Regions from separate parts of the Homo sapiens genome. Here region 1 is linked to region 2. Evidence: chromatin loops called from intact Hi-C (ENCODE). Cell type or tissue: ascending aorta. All regions are shown on one strand. Each heading gives the region's core, and the rest is flanking DNA. Links, peaks and the distances in the headings are about the cores only.

What was found. Peaks named below come from ENCODE experiments on the same cell type or tissue, not always from the same donor. Only the 100,000 strongest peaks of a DNase experiment are listed, where the experiment ranks them.
Region 1: it touches region 2 in a loop (1.8-fold over the local background); 9 of 110 quality-filtered maps call a loop at or near these places.

The regions. Positions count from the first base shown.
Region 1 is chr21:34,000,773-34,009,110 of GRCh38, reverse strand. The region is part of intron 2 of LOC105372790 (a long non-coding RNA gene); the gene reads right to left. Among named protein-coding and RNA genes, the nearest start is that of MRPS6, 69 kb to the left of the region's middle. In ascending aorta, for the core only: no CTCF peak of the experiment used is centred there; DNase peaks (open chromatin) are centred at 3,870 and 4,572; H3K27ac peaks cover 2,666 bases.
Region 2 is chr21:33,937,915-33,946,252 of GRCh38, reverse strand. It overlaps LINC00649 (long intergenic non-protein coding RNA 649), which reads right to left. Exons shown (of 3, transcript NR_038883.2): 2 at 358-443. Among named protein-coding and RNA genes, the nearest start is that of LINC00649, 11 kb to the right of the region's middle. In ascending aorta, for the core only: no CTCF peak of the experiment used is centred there; no DNase peak of the experiment used is centred there.

The sequences.
Region 1 (8,338 bases), core at 293-8,292, 63 kb before region 2:
GCCTGGGGACTAGACTGCCTTTGTAGGACTAACATTAGCCACGAGATTAGAAAAAATTATTTAGGAGTCATGCAGCTGGAGGTTACAAGATTCTGACCCTCCCTAAACCACTCCTAAAATCAGTGCTTCAGATATTTTGCAGACTCTGCACTTGATGGATCAGCCGGCACCATCCAGACTGATAAGCTGGCTCATCTGATCCTGTGGCCCCTGCCCAGGTTACTGACTCAGTGCAAAAAGATAGCTTTGACTCCCTATGATTTCATCTGTGACCAATCAGCACTCCTGGTTCACTAGCCTCCCACGCCCCCACTCACCAAGATGTCCTTAAAAGCTCTGCTCCACGAATGCTTGGAGAGACTGATTTGAGTAATAATAAAACTCTGGTCTCCCGCATAGCTGACTCTGCGTGAATCACTCTTTCTCTATTGCAATTCCCCTGTCTTGATAAATAGGCTCTGTCTAGGCAGCTGGCAAGGAGAACCCCTTGGGCAGTTACATAAATACCGTCTGTTGGCCAAAGCGGTGGTTCATGCCTGCAACCTCAACACTTTGGGAGGCCGAGATGGAAGGATCACTTGAGCCCAGGAGTTCAAGACCAGGCTGGGCAACATAGCGATATCCTCCTTAAAAAATAAAATAAAAATTAGCCATGTGTGGTGGTGCCTGCCTGTAATCCCAGCTACTCAGGATGCTGAGGCAGGAGGAGCACCTGAACCCAAGACTTTAAGGCTGCAGTGAGCTGTGATTATGCCACTGCATTCCAACCTGGAGGACAGAACAAGACCCTATCTCTAAGTAAATACATTAAATTAAATTAAATACTCTCTGTTTCACCTGAGACATAGCAGAGTGTTTTCTAATACCCTCTTTTAAAATACTTAGAGTAGATTTCAATTTCCTTGTTAAACTCTGCTGTCTTTTTTTTTTTTTTTTTTTTTTTTTTTGAGACGGAGTCTTGCTCTGTCTCCCAGGCTGGAGTGCAATGTCACAATCTTGGCTCACTGCAACCTCCACCGCCCGGGTTCAAGCGATTCTCCCACCTCAGCTTCCCAAGCAGGTTGGGATTACAGGTACCCATCATCACGCCTGGCTAATTTTTGTATTTTTCTAGAGATGGGTTTCACCATGTTGGCCAGGCTGGTCTTGAACTCCTGACCTCAGGTGATCTGCCCATCTCGGCCTCCCAAAGTGCTGGGATTACAGGTGTGAGCCACCGTGCCTGGCCTCTGCAATGTCTTAAGACCTGATTTTTTTTCATTCTCCTACACACACACACAAACACACACACACACACACATTTTGAAAGCACTTTGCAATTGTCTTCCTGATTTCACGTCATAGTAGTTAATGTTGCTTAGGAACATGGGAGTTGAACAAGGTGGACCTTACCACTATGATTGAGCCAGGAAGTTGTAAGAGGACCTGGGAGAATGATCTAGAGGCATAGATGAACTCTAAATGAACTTCTGGCCTAACAACCACAGCAAAATCATTAGATGCATCTCCTCTAAAACTAACAAAAGTTTTGGCTACACACTTTTAAACTCTCTATGGTCACAGAATGAAGGAAGCAACATTTTCCTTTGGGTACTATGATGTCTCAGTGGGGGTCACCCTGGTATTTCTAGATTTACCAGGCAAACTAAAAAGAGACCCCGTTATGGATAAAAGATTCCATTGTTCATAAGAAGAAACATGTTCTGACTTTGGTTTAGCACTGGCATCTTCATAGGGTCCTGTTGACTTTATATTGTCCCTGGATGGAACAGTTTTGGGGATTTTAGAGAAGCGTTTTGTAGTGATTTAGGAATATTTGGAATATTTAGGAATATTTGGTTAAAGGTCCATTTGTTACTTGGCGGGTGGCTCATTTGCTTTCATTGCTGTCTAATGTAATAGACTTCACCTAAGTTAACCAGATAACCATAAAGTTTTAAACTAGGAAGTTTAAATTGTCCTAAAATAAGCAATTTAGATCCACCCAAATTTGTGAGAAGATGAACAAAGCTCTATTCAACTCTTGCTGTGTAGATCTAACGTCATTGTCCTTTAGGCAGCAAATGTCGTTCTAGATTTGTATACAGTGTAAATTCTGAAAACCACATACTTTGAGGACCAGGACACTCAGACTCTCTTAGGTGATAATGTGTGCATGAATTCGCATGTGAATACACAAGTACATATGAATCCTGTTCTGTAAGATGCTGAACAGTAAGTTCCACTGAATTGCTTTCTTATCACTCAAAAACTGTTTGGCTTCAAAGAAATGAGATATTCAACCAAATGATTTTATTGCTTTTCTTTTGCTTTTATCAACATGTTGCAATCACATGTAACTGAAGGACAAATTCTTCCCCAGAAGATACACAGAAACAACTTCTTAGAAATACTATTCTTAGGCAGATAATGACAAGTAACTGCAAAAGGACGAGATACACGTATCAATCTGCAAAAGCGAAGGCTTAAAGTAGTCCCTGTCTTTTGTGGTTCAAAGTTTCACTACCACAGACACACAATTAAATAAGTTCACATGGATGTGAGCAAAAGAAACCAATCTTATTGTCCATCACAGCTTGCTTTAATGGCTTTAAAATATATGAAGGGGGCCAGGTGTGGTGGCTCACACCTGTAATCCCAGCCCTTTGGGAGGCTGAGGTGGGCAGATCACTTGAGGTCAGGAGTTCAAGACCAGCCTGGCCAACATGGTGAAATCCCATCTCTACCAAAAATACAAAAATTAGCTGGGTGTGGTGGCTCATGCCTGTAATCCCAGCTACTCAGGAGGCTGAGACAAGAGAATGGCTTGAACCCAGGAGGCAGAGGTTGCAGTGAGCCAAGATAGCGCCATTGCACTCCAGCCTGGGAGACAGAGCAAGACTCCATCTCAAAAACAAACAAACAACAACAATTTTATATATATGTATGTGGTTTTTTACATCCAATGGCTCACAAACTTTGGGGTATATCAGGATTTCCTGGAGCTTGGTACAGTGAAAATTCTTAGCTCTAGTTCCCACGTATTTGGTAGGTGGTTTGGTCAGAAATTTGTAATTGAAACACGTCCCCTGATTCTGATGTAGGAGGGTCTCCAGACCATGCTTTGAAAAATGCTGGATGACACACTACTCAGGAGAAGACAGAGCCCCAACCCTAATATATAATATATTTTTACCTTAAAGCAAATGTCATTTTTAATTGGACAGGTGCCACCAGTTCTACAGTAGTTGGGTTCACTGCTTGAGGGCAGACATCCTACCACAGGGAAAAAATGTTTCTTTTTGTTCGTTTGTTCATTTGTTTTTGTTTTTGAGATGGAGTCTTGCTCTGTTGCCGAGGCTGGGGTGCAGTGGTTCGATCTTGGCTCACTGCAGCCAAGATCGGATCAATTGATTCCCCTGCCTTAGCCTCCTGAGTAGCTGAGATTACAGGTGCCCACCACCACACTCACTGCAACCTCCGCCTCCCGGGTTCAAGCAATTCTCCTGCCTCAGCCTCCCGAGTAGCTGGGATTACAGGTGATGCCTGGCGAATTTTTGTATTTGTGGGTAGAGATGGGAGTTTCACCATGTTGGCCAGGCTGGTCTCGAACTCCTGACCTCAGGTGATCCACCCGCCTCAGCCTCCCAAAGTGCTGAGATTACAGGCGTAAGCCACCATGCCCAGCCAAAAAAATGTTTCTTCTTTGGTCAATACACAGAAGCCCCTCAATACCTCTGCTTGTGTTAAACTCTTGGGGGACATCTGAAGCACATCTTGCACTTTTATTCCGGGTGCTCTTTTCCAAGGAGGGAAAGGTCATTTGAAGAACAAATCACTCGCCTGTCTCAGCCAGGGTCCCTGAGGAGATCCAGCCAGTGTTTTTCAGAGCCTGGCACTCTGCCCAGGGCTTAGAGGCACCTTTTGACTTGGTGCTCTGGACAAGATTTGACAATCTGGGCCAAATCTGGAATGGGTTTCCGAAAGCCAATATTGGAGCACTTGCGATTGAGACCTGCCAAATAATGTGTCAGGAATGTCCAGTTCCTTTCCCATGCAGAGTGGCAGTGTTTAATGAAAAAACACAGCTCCGAAAAATGAGATGTTTTGTGCATTATCCATATTCATTAAAACTGGAACCCAACCCCAGAAAATACAGATGCCTTCTGTCATCAACACCTCACCTTTTTTCCTGTGGTTACTTAATACAAATGTCACAGAAGCTATTCTATAAGGACATGTCACGTGGCAGCATCTGCAGGCCAGTGTCCCTTTTCTTCTTGTCCAGCCTGATGCTAGGCAGTGGGAGGGGAGGTATGGGGGTGGTGAATTAAACAAAATCTTTAAAAACAAGACTCTGGCTCTGACTTCCACTGCACAGATTACCAAGCGGATAGGCATTTTATTTTGCTAAATGAAAGGGCTAGTTTATATCTTCCCTGGATCATTTTCTAACCTAACTGCAGTGGAAACATTCTCAGAAAGAAAGGCTTTCTTGTTTGTTTGCCCTTTATATAGCCGCTGGTCATCCCACTTGGAGAATTTGGGCAGTAACCTGCTGCTTCTGCTTGGGGCCAGGCCAGCTAGCAAACTCTTCTATGAGTTGGCCAACACAGCGTTTTGTCAGATGATCACAGCCAGCTCAGAAGCCCTCAGTGGCACCATGTTGAAAGGTAGACCACATTTCAAGCCCATCTTTGGTGGATGGAAATGGCTCATCTCACTGGCTCCTCTAGGCAGGGAACCACATCTGACCCAAATTGTCTACATTCCACAGACTGGTCTTTTTGTATGTTTGGGGTTTTGTTCTTTCTGTCAAGCATATAGCAGGAATTTTCCTCTGGAAGGAAGCCATGAAAAGATGGCTTCCCCAAAACGGTAGGAAATCCCTGTAGGATGGTTAATTTTAATGTGTCAACTTGACTGGGCTAAGGGATGCCCAGATAGCTGGTAAAAGATTATTCCTGGGTGTGTCTATGAGGGTGTTTCTGGAAAAGATGAGCGTTTGAATTGGTCGGCTGAGCAAAGAAGAGAGCCCTCAGCAGTGTGTGTAGGCCTCATCCCATCCATTGAGGGCCTGAATAGAACACAATGGCAGAGGAAGGGTGAATTTGTTTTCTCATCTTCAACTGGGACATTCATTTTTTCCTGCCCTTGAACTTTGGAGCTCCTGGTTCTCGAGCCTTTAGAGTCTGGAACTGACGCCAGTATCCTCCCACCACCTCCATTCCCAGGACTGAATTACACCACCAGCTTTCCTGGGTCTCCAGCTTTCAGATGGTAGATCAGATTGTGGGACTTCTCAGCCTCCATAATAATGTGAGCCAATTCTGGCGATGGATTGACTGACTGATTGACAGACAGAGAGACAGATAGATAGAGAATGGATAGACAGATAAATAGTTGATGGATGACAGATGATAGATTGATAGTTAATAAATAGATGATTAATAGATAAATAGATGATAGATAGATAATAGATGGCAAACAAATAGTTGATAGATGAGAGATGATAGTTGATAAATAGATGATGAATAGATAGATAGATGATAGATTAGATGATAGATAGATAGATAGATAGATAGATAGATAGATGATAGATAGATAGATGATAGATAGATAGATAGATAGATAGGAGAGAGAGAGAGAGATGACAGGCAGATAGATCCTATTAGTTCTGTTTCTCTGGAAACCCCTGATTAATACACCCTGCAACTGGTCCCTAGTAAGATCTTCTCTTGCAACCAAACCCCACAGTTTGCTTCTCACAAAATAAAGATAAGGCGATGGGGCTTAGCCAGCGTCCGCCTCTCCTGAGATCTGACAAAGCCCGAGCGCTAATTTTCCCCCTTTCCTCACTTTCTCCTTCCTCCCCTGGCTGCCATTTTGTGGCAGAAGCAGACCTACACTGCAAAGCATTTGAATCTCAGTTCTTCTTCTAAACCAGTTAGCAAGTTTCTAAGCCATTCTGGGCCTCCTTTCCTCAGTTGATGAAACAGTCATGGAGAATACTTCAAAGCATTTAGGGGTGAATTCAGTGAGACGAAGAACAAGAAGGGACCTGAAAGGATGGCAGCTCTCCCTTTTGGTTGTGTCTTTTTTCTTTGACAAGGGGAATCACTCGGGGATGGGAAGGAAGCGGCGTTGCTCACATGGAACTCAGAAAATCTCTTCATTAGTGAAATTTGAGGCTGTTCTCATTCTAGCCACAGCTGTAGTGATGCTGAAGTCATTTGTCTCAGAGGTCTGCCTCTCCCACTCTGAGCGCTGCACAGCCCTTCCAGGCAGTGGCTTTCAGGACAAAGACGATGAAACCATTTTCTGCGTAGTGAAACACAGACATGGTTCTCCCTTAAGTGATCTAATCTCACAGGGACATTCTTTATGTACATTTTGAATGTAAATGAAAAGTAACCTTTAAAATCATCATGTTAGGGTTTCACAGATGGGACTTTAAGCAGTCCATGATACCCCTGGGAACTGCATGAGTGTTCGTGGGTCTTGGTTATATAGTAAACTTCCAAAGACAGCCTCTACAGATGCATTGTTCAGTCAATACATAATGTGAGCCACATAGTTCATTTAAAGTTCTCTGGTAGCCACATTTAAAAATTAACAAAATTAGGCTAGGCCTGCTGTAATCCCAACATTCTGGGAGGCCGAGGTGGGAGGATCGCTTGAGCCCAGAAATTCAAGACCAGCCTGGGCAACATGGCGAAACTCCATCTCTCCAAAAAAATACACACAAAAAATAAACTTAGCCGGGTTCGGTTGCACACACCTGTGGTCCCAGCTACCTAGGAGGCTTAGGTGGGAGGATCTCTTCAGCTCAGGAGGTTGAGGTTGCAGTGAGCCAGGATCACGCCACTGCACTTCAGCCTAGGCCACAGAGTAAGACCTAGTCTCCAAAAAAAAAAATTACTTTAAGTAATATATTCAATTTAACCCAAAAGATCAAAAATATATTCAATATAAGAGATTTACTTTTTTTTTTTTTTTTTTTTTACTAAATTCACAGTTTAGTGTGTATTTTACCCTCACAGCACATCTCAATTCCAGTTAGCCCCATTTCGGCTGCATGTGGCTAGTGGCTACTATGACAAAGAGTGCACGTTTATAGCTTTTGTCAGCTTTTGATAACAAGTAGCATCATGACATTATAGAGGATAGTGAGAGATCATAGTACCAATAACAGTTCAAAAGTCTCCTTAGGAGCTCACAAAAAGCTTTCAGGTAGATTATCTCACTGTATTCTCATTTTTAAAAACTCACAAAGTGGACATGGCAGATGTCATTTCCTCATATGAGAACTGAAAAAAACTAAAGCTTAAAAAAAGTAAATAGGCCAGGTGCAGTGGCTCACACCTGTAATCCCAGGACTTTGGGAGCCCGAGGTGGGAGGATCTCTTGAGCTCAGGAGTTGGAGACCAGCCTGGGCAACATAGCAAGACCTCATCGCTACTAAAAATAAAAATTAAAAAATCAGCTGGGCGTGGTCTTCACACCTATAGTCCCAGATACTCAGGAGGCTGAGGTGAGAGGATTGTATGAGCTCAGGAGTTCGAGACCAGCCTGGGCAACATAAGAGACTCCTTCCTGTCTTTATAACAAATTAAAAAATTAGCCAGGCCTGGTGGTGTCCAGTTGTAGTCCCAGCTACATGGGAGGCTGAGGTGGGAGGGTCACTCGAGCCCGGGAATTCAAGACTGCAATGAGCTGTGATCACACCACTGCACTCCAGCCTGGGCAACAGAGTAAGACCTTGTCTCAAATAAATAAATAAATAATTGGCCTCGAGTCAAACAGCTGGAAGTTGAAGGGCCAGAAACGTCAACTGGGCCTTCGGACTCCAAATCCCCAGTTCTAGCTAGGAAAGGGATGGTCACATCCCACTGTCATCACAATGCTGTGGAAGTGGCCCTTTTTTATATCTTCTGCCAGGTAGTAAGGCCCAAGAGGGCAGGAATTGATCTACATTTTGTTCATTGCTGCATTCCCGGCACCTGACAGTGCCTGGCACAGAGCAGGCACACGATTCCTCCTTGATGAATTAAATTCAACTGAATGAGAAGAATGGGACACAGCAGACACCCCCATAATCAGAATCCAAGTCACTCCATCTCCAGGACCTTTTGGTTAAGCCAAAATCACAAAAGCCACCTTCACACAGAGGTGGCCTTTGTCCATCCTTTGACACTCTCTCCTTTCCCACCAGACACAAAAATATCTGCGCATCTTTTTCAGAGCAAATAACTTTAGCCACGCCTCTGTGTTAATGCTCACTTTGCATTTTTAAGTGGAAATTTACATCTCCAGTGCAAAATAGATCTTGAAAGTAGACTCAGTCTGGAGCAATTTG
Region 2 (8,338 bases), core at 121-8,120:
TTATTAACCTCAGGTGCATTTGCTAAATTTATTAAATCCATTCCCAGAGTGTAAGAGACCTAGGGATTGAGACTTGAAGCATGTAATTGTGTTTTTACATTATGGAAATGTCCAAACATGTACAAACTTGAAGTAATAGTGTAATCAAGCTCTATGTGCTCATCAGCTAGCTTCAACAATTATCATCCTATCACCAGCCCTGTTTTATCTACTTCCTCCCAACACACACACATTGGAGTGTTTTGAAACAAATCTAAAACCTCATAGCATTTCATTCATACATATTACAGTATATAACTCTAAAATATAAAGACTTTTTTTTTTTTTTTTTTTTTTTTTTTAGAGACAGGTACTCACTATGTTGTTCAGGCTGGTCTCAAACTCCTGGCCTCAGGCAATCCTCTCATGTAGCTGGAATTACAGTCCTGAGCCACCGCACCCAGCTAAAAACATAAAGACTTTTTAAAAACATAACCACAATACCAGTATCACACCTGAAAAAAAACCCCAACAATTTCTTTTTTTTTTTTTTTTTTCTATTTTTTTGACATGGAGTCTCGCTCTGTTGCCCAGGCTGGAGTGCAATGGCATGATCTTGGCTCACTGCAACCTCCACCTCCTGGGTTCGAGCAGTTCTCCTGCCTTAGCCTCCCAAATAGCTGGGACTACAGGCATGCACCAAAATGCCCAGCTAATTTTTGTTATTTTTAGTAGAGACAGGGTTTCACCCTGTTGGCCAGGCTGGTCTCAAACTCCTGACCTCAGGTGATCCACCTGCCTTGGCCTCCCAAAGTGCTGGGATTACAGGTGTGAGCCACCACACCTGGCCAACAATTTCTTAATATCAGTAAATATCTGGTCAGTACTCAATATTCAAATATCCCTGTTAAAACAATTCAGGGGTTCTTTTTGAATTAATGAACTTGAATTATTAGAGCAGTTTTAGGTTCACAGCAAAATTGAGCAGAAAGTACACTTCCCATATGCCCACTGCACCCAGACATGCACCACCTCCCCCACTATGGACGTCCCCCACCAGAGGATGATCTTTGTCACAATCAGTGAACCTACACTGATACATCATTATCACCCAATGTCTGTAGTTTACATTGGAGTTCATTCTCGGTGTTGTATACTCTTTGGTTTGGACAAATGTATCATGATATGGATCCACCATTACAGAACCATAAAGAACAGTTTGACGTCCCTACAAATCCTCCGTGCTCTGCCTGTTGATCCTGCCCTCCCTCCAACCCCTGTCAACCACTATCTCCACCGTTTTGCCTTTTTCAAAATATCATATAGTTGGAATCATACGTAGCCTTTTCAGATTGGTTTCTTTCACTTCATAATCGCATTTAAATTTCCTCCATGTCTTTTCATGGCTTGACAGCTCATTTCCTTTTAGTACTGAATAATATTCCACTGTCTGGATGTACCACAGTGTGTTTTTCCATTCGCCTACTGGAGGACATCTTGGTTGCTTCCAAGTTTTGACAACTATGAATAAAGCAGTTATAAAATCCTGTGTAGGTTTCTGTGTGGATATGTTTTCAGCTCATTTGGGTAAATATCAAGGAGTATAATTGCTGGATCATGTGGTAAGAGTATGTTAGTTTTGTAAGAAACTGCCAAAGTGTCTTCCAAAGTGTCTGTATCATTTTGCATTCTCAGCAGCAAAGAATGAGAGTTCTTGTTGTTCCACTTTCTCGTCAGCATTTGGTGCTGTCAGTGTTTGGATTTTGGCCCTTGTAATAGGTATGTAGTTGTATCTTTTGTCATTTTTATTTGCAATTCCCTAACAATAAATGATGTTGAACATCTTTTCATATGCTTATTTGGTATCCATATATCTTCTTTGGTGAGGTGTCTGTTCAGGTCTTTTGCCCATTTTTTAATTGAACTGCTCCTTTTCATTTTTTCTTTTTCTTTTTGTTTTTTTTTTTTGAGACAGGGTCTTGCTCTATTGCCCAGGCTGGAGTGCAGTGGTGTGATGTCAGCTCATTGCAACCTCCACCTCCTGGGCCCAAGCAATTCTCCCACCTCAGCCTCCTGAGTAGCTGGGACTACAGGTGCACACAACCACGATTTGGAGTTTTGTTGTTGTTTTTTTATTTTTTATTTTTTTTGGTAGAGGCGGGGTTTTGCCACGTTGCCTAGGCTGGTCTCAAATGCCTGGGCTCAAGTGATCCACCAGCCTTGGCCTCCCAAAGTGATGGGATTACAGGTGTAAGCCACCACACCTGGCCTGGACTGTTCCTTTTCTTATTGTTGAGTTTTAACAGTACAGTTTTGAGGTTAAAGTGGTCATATACAGAACATGGCCAGGGCTGGTCCTAAGAGTATGCACACGGAAAGACAAGATGTGAATTTCACCTGTTTCACTGTTTTGTATTCCGTTTCACGGTTGTTGAGAGCAATCCATGCATGAAGTAGGACATAGATGTGGAATTCAATTTCTCTTCCTATCAGCCAATGATGCACACCAGCTTCCCCCAGTTGTTATAAAACAACAAAGAGCTGGGTTTTCTTAACCTGGCAGTAGCAGGACTTGATTATTTAATCCCATTGTCAGCTCTACCTAATCATGGATAAGCTAGATATCCTTGTCTGATCCTCAGTTTCCTTGTAAGATAGAGGTAATAATAGGACCTACCTCATACAATTCTTAAGAGAATTAAAGAGGATAATGAATGTAAAGCACTTAGGAAAGCTCTTGGCATGGTACACTCATAATGAAGATGAACTATTGTATTGTTACTTCCCAGTCTCCCTGGAAACCAAAGCTGTGGGCAAGCTGACGCTTGATGAAGCTCCTAATGGCCAATCATGGCCTCTCCTCTGCTTTACAAAACACTGAATCTGAAATGTTTCAAGCTAGTGTTCTCGATAGGTTTCAGACCACCTGCATTCAAATCATAGCAAGCAATTATTTAAAATGTGGATCACTGGCCAGGGGTGGTGGCTCATGCCTGTAATCCCAGCACTTTGGGAGGCCAAAGCAGGTGAATCATTTGAGGTCAGGAGTTCAAGACTAGCTTGGCCAACATGGTGAGACCCTGTCTTTACCAAAAATGCAAAAATTAGCCAGGTGTGGTGGTGCACACCTGTAATCCCAGCTACTCCAGAGGCTGAGGCAGGAGAATTGCTTGAATCCGGGAGACAGAGGTTACAGTGAGCCGAGATCATGTCACTGCACTCCAGCTTAGGCGACTCCATCTAAAAAAAAAATGGGATTAGTAAGGCCTGGGCAATTCTTAAGAACACTGACATTTGAAAACTTCGGCCTTAAGCTTGCCTTACTGGTCGTGGAATGACTTACCCAACCAGAGAGAAACCGTGGTGCCCAAAAGTGAAGATTAGCAGAGGGGACCCGGGACCTGGGATCATGAGGCTAGCAGTGGACCCTGGCCACTTGTGGAATGGAATTAACAAGAACTCCCTCATGGGGCCACAGCTACATATATTCCATTAATTGATTAATGTACAATGTCACTTGTGTTATTATTTCAATTCCAAGAACCTAAATATAGAATTCCTACTTGGTGCTTCCAAAAGAAGACCATGTGGCCTAGTGATTTCCATAACAAAGGACATCACTCATGAGAGTCTCACCCATTCATTCATTACCAAATATTTATTGAGTGTCTATTCTTTGCCAGGCACCATGCTGGCAACAAAACAGGGAACAAAGTAGCCACATCCCCTACCCTCTTGAGTAGAGGGCTCTGAAATATTCACAAAGAAGGGATGGGAGAAATGTAAAACAAAGCTTACAAAATCCAAAAACTAGAAAAGGACCTTCATGGGTACAAGCTCCAATTCCTTCAATAGAACTGGTGAGGAGACACAGAGAAGGAGATGAAGCAACTCCACGCCCAACTCAAGTCGGCAGCTAGGAAGGCACCTTGCCCCTTAGTTCTCAGAACTCTTCTTACCCTGTTTGTTTTGCAAAGAAGCAAAACAAATAGGGAGTTGCTCTTTCTCTGTGTCATTGGAATGCTCTCTCGAGTTGACAGCAGCAAAATTGTTCCCACTTAATGCAGTCCTATTAAATTTTAATTTTTATCTTAATTTAAAAGCATGATATAAAACAGTATACAGAGTGGAATCTCATTTTTGTAAAGAATATATATGTGGTGTTTGTGTGTGCATAGAAAAATGGCTGTAAAAATGAAAGATTATCAATAGACAGCCCCTAGGGGCTAGGATTATGGGAGCTTTCAATTTTCTTCTTTATTTTCTTGGAACTTTCTCTGAATTTTCTAAATCTCCAAGAACACAAATTACAGTACTTCTATAAGAAATTAAAAGGTTGTTTCAAAAATAATGTTTGCTTTTTTCTTTTGAAGTCAGTGTGTTTTGCTTTTTTGACAGTAAATCCAATCTCATAGGAGGTTTCGAGAATCTTCTTGTCCAGATTACACCCAAAAGTTAAACTCATGAGAGACGCAGCATAAAACAGTGACCTGTTGCCAGAACTCCTCTAAGATTTTTTCTTTTTTCTTTTTTTGAGATGGAGTCTCACTCTGTCACCAGGCTGGAGTGCTGTGGCATGATCTCGACTCACTGCAACCTCCAACTCCATGGTTCAAGCCATTCTCCTGTCTCAGCCACCCAAGTAGCTGGGACTACACGCGCATGCCACCACGCCCAGCTAATTTTTTGTTTTTTTTTTTTTGTATTTTTAGTAGAGACAGGGTTTCGCCATGTTGGCCAGGATGGTCTCGATCTCCTGACCTCGTGATCCGCCCACCTCAGCCTCCCAAAGTGCTGGGATTACAGGCATGAGCCACCGCAACCGGCCTCCTCCAAGATATTCTTAGGTGTACCAGGTGAAGACTAGCTGTGGTTGTGAATGAAATCAACTAATCTACAAATATTTCCAGACCCCTAACAAGTACAAGGAATTGCACTGTGCCCTGTGTCAGGAGGTCAAAGGCATGATCCTGGTCTCCGAGAAACTTGCAATCTAGCTGAGCCACAAAGACATAAACATATGCAAAGTGGATTAACAACATGTGCCCAGAAGCGTGATATTGGGACACACGCCATGTGCTGCAGTGGCAAAGGGAGTTTGTTTAGGAAGCCATGAGAGCCAAGAAGTGGACAGAAGGTGAAGGAGGCTCCCGGGGTCTGGGCCTGAAGGCAGTGGGGAGCCACTGTGGGTTTTTTCAGCAGGGCAGTGACGTGATGAGATCTGTATTTCGGGAAGATTAGGTCAGTGGAATGTACAATCCTACTGGAGCAGGAAGAGACTAAAGAGAGAGGAAAACAATTGCAATAAAGGCCCAGTGGAAAGAACACTGGGTGTCAGGTGTGGCTCAGACACCAGGCAGGCCACTCCAAACATGCCACTTCTTCTGCCTGGCACCAGCTGCCTCCCCTGACAAGCGAGAGAGTTAGGCTACAATCTTTAAGGTCCTTGTCAGCTGCTAAAATTCTTTAGTTCCACGATCCAGGTAGGAGTGCTAAAGGCCCGAACCAGTGTGCTGACAATGATGAGGGCAGAAAGGATTTTATTCTAGCAAATGCCTCACGGCAGAAGCTACTAAATCATCTTCAACACAGGCACCCACACAATGAAGTCATGTTTTTTTCTCTTACTCTTATTTTAACCCCACGGGAGGCTTATGCAGCGTTTTCTTTTTACTTTTTTTTTTTTTAATTGAGATGTAGTTTACACACTATAAAATTTCTCTCTGAAACTATACAATTTAGTGTTTTTAGTATAGTCACAAAGTTGTGCAACCATCACCGTTAATTCCAGAATATTCATCACCCCAAAAAGAAATCAACTAACTAAAGCTAATGCCTTACCCGTTAGCAGTCACTTCCCTTTTCCCTTCCCCGGACCCTGGAAACCACTCATCTGCTTTCTGTCTCTACGGGTTTGTTTTTCTGCTGACACGTCATATAAATGGAATCATACAAGTAGACTTTTGTGTCATCTGGCTTCTCTCACTCAGCATCATCTTTTCTTTTCTTTTTGAGCCATAGTTTTGCTCTCGTCACCCAGGCTGCAGTGCCATGTCACGATCTCGGCTCACTGCAACCTCCGCCTCCTGGGTTCAAGTGATTCTCCTGCCTCGGCCTCCTGAAGTAGCTGGGATCACAGGCGCCTGCCACCGTGGTCAGCTAATTTTTTTTTTTTTTTTTTTTTTTGTATCTTTAGTAGAGACAGGGTTTCACCATGTTGGCCGGGCTGGTCTTGAACTCCTGATCTCAGGTGATCCACCCACCTTGGCCTCCCAAAGTGCTGGGCTTACAGGCGTGAGCCACTGCGCCCGGCCAGCATCATCTTTTCAGGGTGGTAGCATGTGTCAGTACTTCATTCCTTTTTATGGCTGAATAATATTCCATTGTATGGATATGCCAGATATTGTTTACTCATGCATCCATTGATAAATATGTGAGTGGTTTCCACTTTTTTTCCAGTGCAGTGAATCTTATTCTCTGGTTTACCAGCAGAAAGCTGTCACATGAGCTTCCATTATTTGAATTGTTTAAAAAGTGGAACTTGGGGGTGAAGGGGAGTGTGATCACTTCTGGACAGAACAATCGTGTCTTCATCTGCATCAATATTCATTCTGGTAAGTCTTACCAGAGATACTACTGGGGGAACTGAAACATTTGTACCTCCAAAAGAGTGTGTGACTTTAAGTGAAAATTGCTGAGCACCAAAGCCCATTCCATGGATTTTAAAATGCCACGGGATTAGGGGTAATCTTTAGCTTTTATGTTCTGCCAGTGAGAGGGCATTGAGTTTGTAGATTCCCAGGCATGACTGAAGCCAAGTCTCAGCTTATGTGGAACTCGCTTTTCATTCTGTAAACAACATACTCAGGCCTGTGCGTATCAGAGTTTCAGCTTTACTTCTTTTCCCACAGTCCAAGCTGTTGATTTCCTCACTGTATTTTTATGAGTTAGAAAAACATGAAATATCACAGAACTGTGATTACAACATGACTCTAGATGTCCTTGTCTTTTCCTAAATCACACTAAGTTAAGAATAAGGCCAATAAAACAATTATCCAGTTGACATGAGACCTCTGAGTTCAGACTTTTCTAAATGGGAGAGGAGGGGGAAAAAATCCAACTCAGCTGTATGTCGTCTTCTTCTAGATGTTTAACACAATTTTTTTTTTTTTGAGATGGAGTCTCGCTCTGTCACCCAAGCCAGAGTGCAGTGGTGTGATCTCAGCTCATTGCAAACTCTTCCCCCCGGGTTCAAGTGATTCTCCTGCCTCAGCCTCCCGAGTAGATGGGATTATAGGTGCAAGCCACCACGCCTGGCTAATTTTTGTATTTTTAGTAGAGACGGGGTTTCGCCATGTTGGCCAGGCTGGTCTCGAACTCCTAACCTCAGGTGATCAACCCACCTTGGCCTCCCAAAGTGCTGGGATTACAGGCATGAGCCACCGCACCTGGACTATAATTTTAAAATTATCACATATGCCAGCAAAAAGAGTAGAAAGTCTTAATTGAAAGCTTTATCACAAAAAAAAAAAATTTACTAAGTACCTACTATGTGCCAGAAAGAGTAATGAGTTCCATGGTGTCTTGTGATGTAATTGAAAAGATTTAACCATTAAAACCGTCAGAATTTGCCAGGGGCTGTGGGGAAGAAGGAATGGAAAGTGACCGCTAATGGGTATGAAGCTTCTTTGGGGGTGAAGAAAATGTTCTAGAACCAGATAGTGGTGATGGTTGCACAACCTTGTGAATATACTGAAAACCACTGAAATGTAAGCTTTAAAAGAGTACAGAAATTTTACGGTATGTACCATACCATAAAATTGAAAATAATTTTGAATAATTTGAAAAGTGAAATAATAATGACACATCATAGTATCATTAAAAGAAAAACTTCAGCCAAATTAAATTTAAAGGAGTTTAATTGAGCAATGAACAATGCACGAATCGGGCAGCCCCCAGGATCACGGCAGATTCAGAGAGACTCCAGGGATGATCGCTTCTCGGCCTTTTGGCTAAGATCAAGTGTGAGACTCCAGGGATGACTCGGGTCTGAACAAATTTATAAAAAAAAAAAAAAAAAAAAAAGGAAGTGACGTACAGAAATCGGAGGTGAGATTCTGAAACAGCTGGATCGGTTACAGCTCGGCGTTTGCCTTATTTGAACAGAGTGTGAACACTCAGCAGTGTATGAGCGGTTGAAGTAAGGCTGCTGGGATTGGCCAAGACTCGGCAATTGTTACAGCTGCATACTCCTCAATTAGGATTTCAATCTTGTCATAATCCTAAATTAGGGTTTCAATCTGTTTCAAAGTTAGGTTGCAGTTCGTCCACAAGGACTCAAATATGGAAGTAGGAAGTC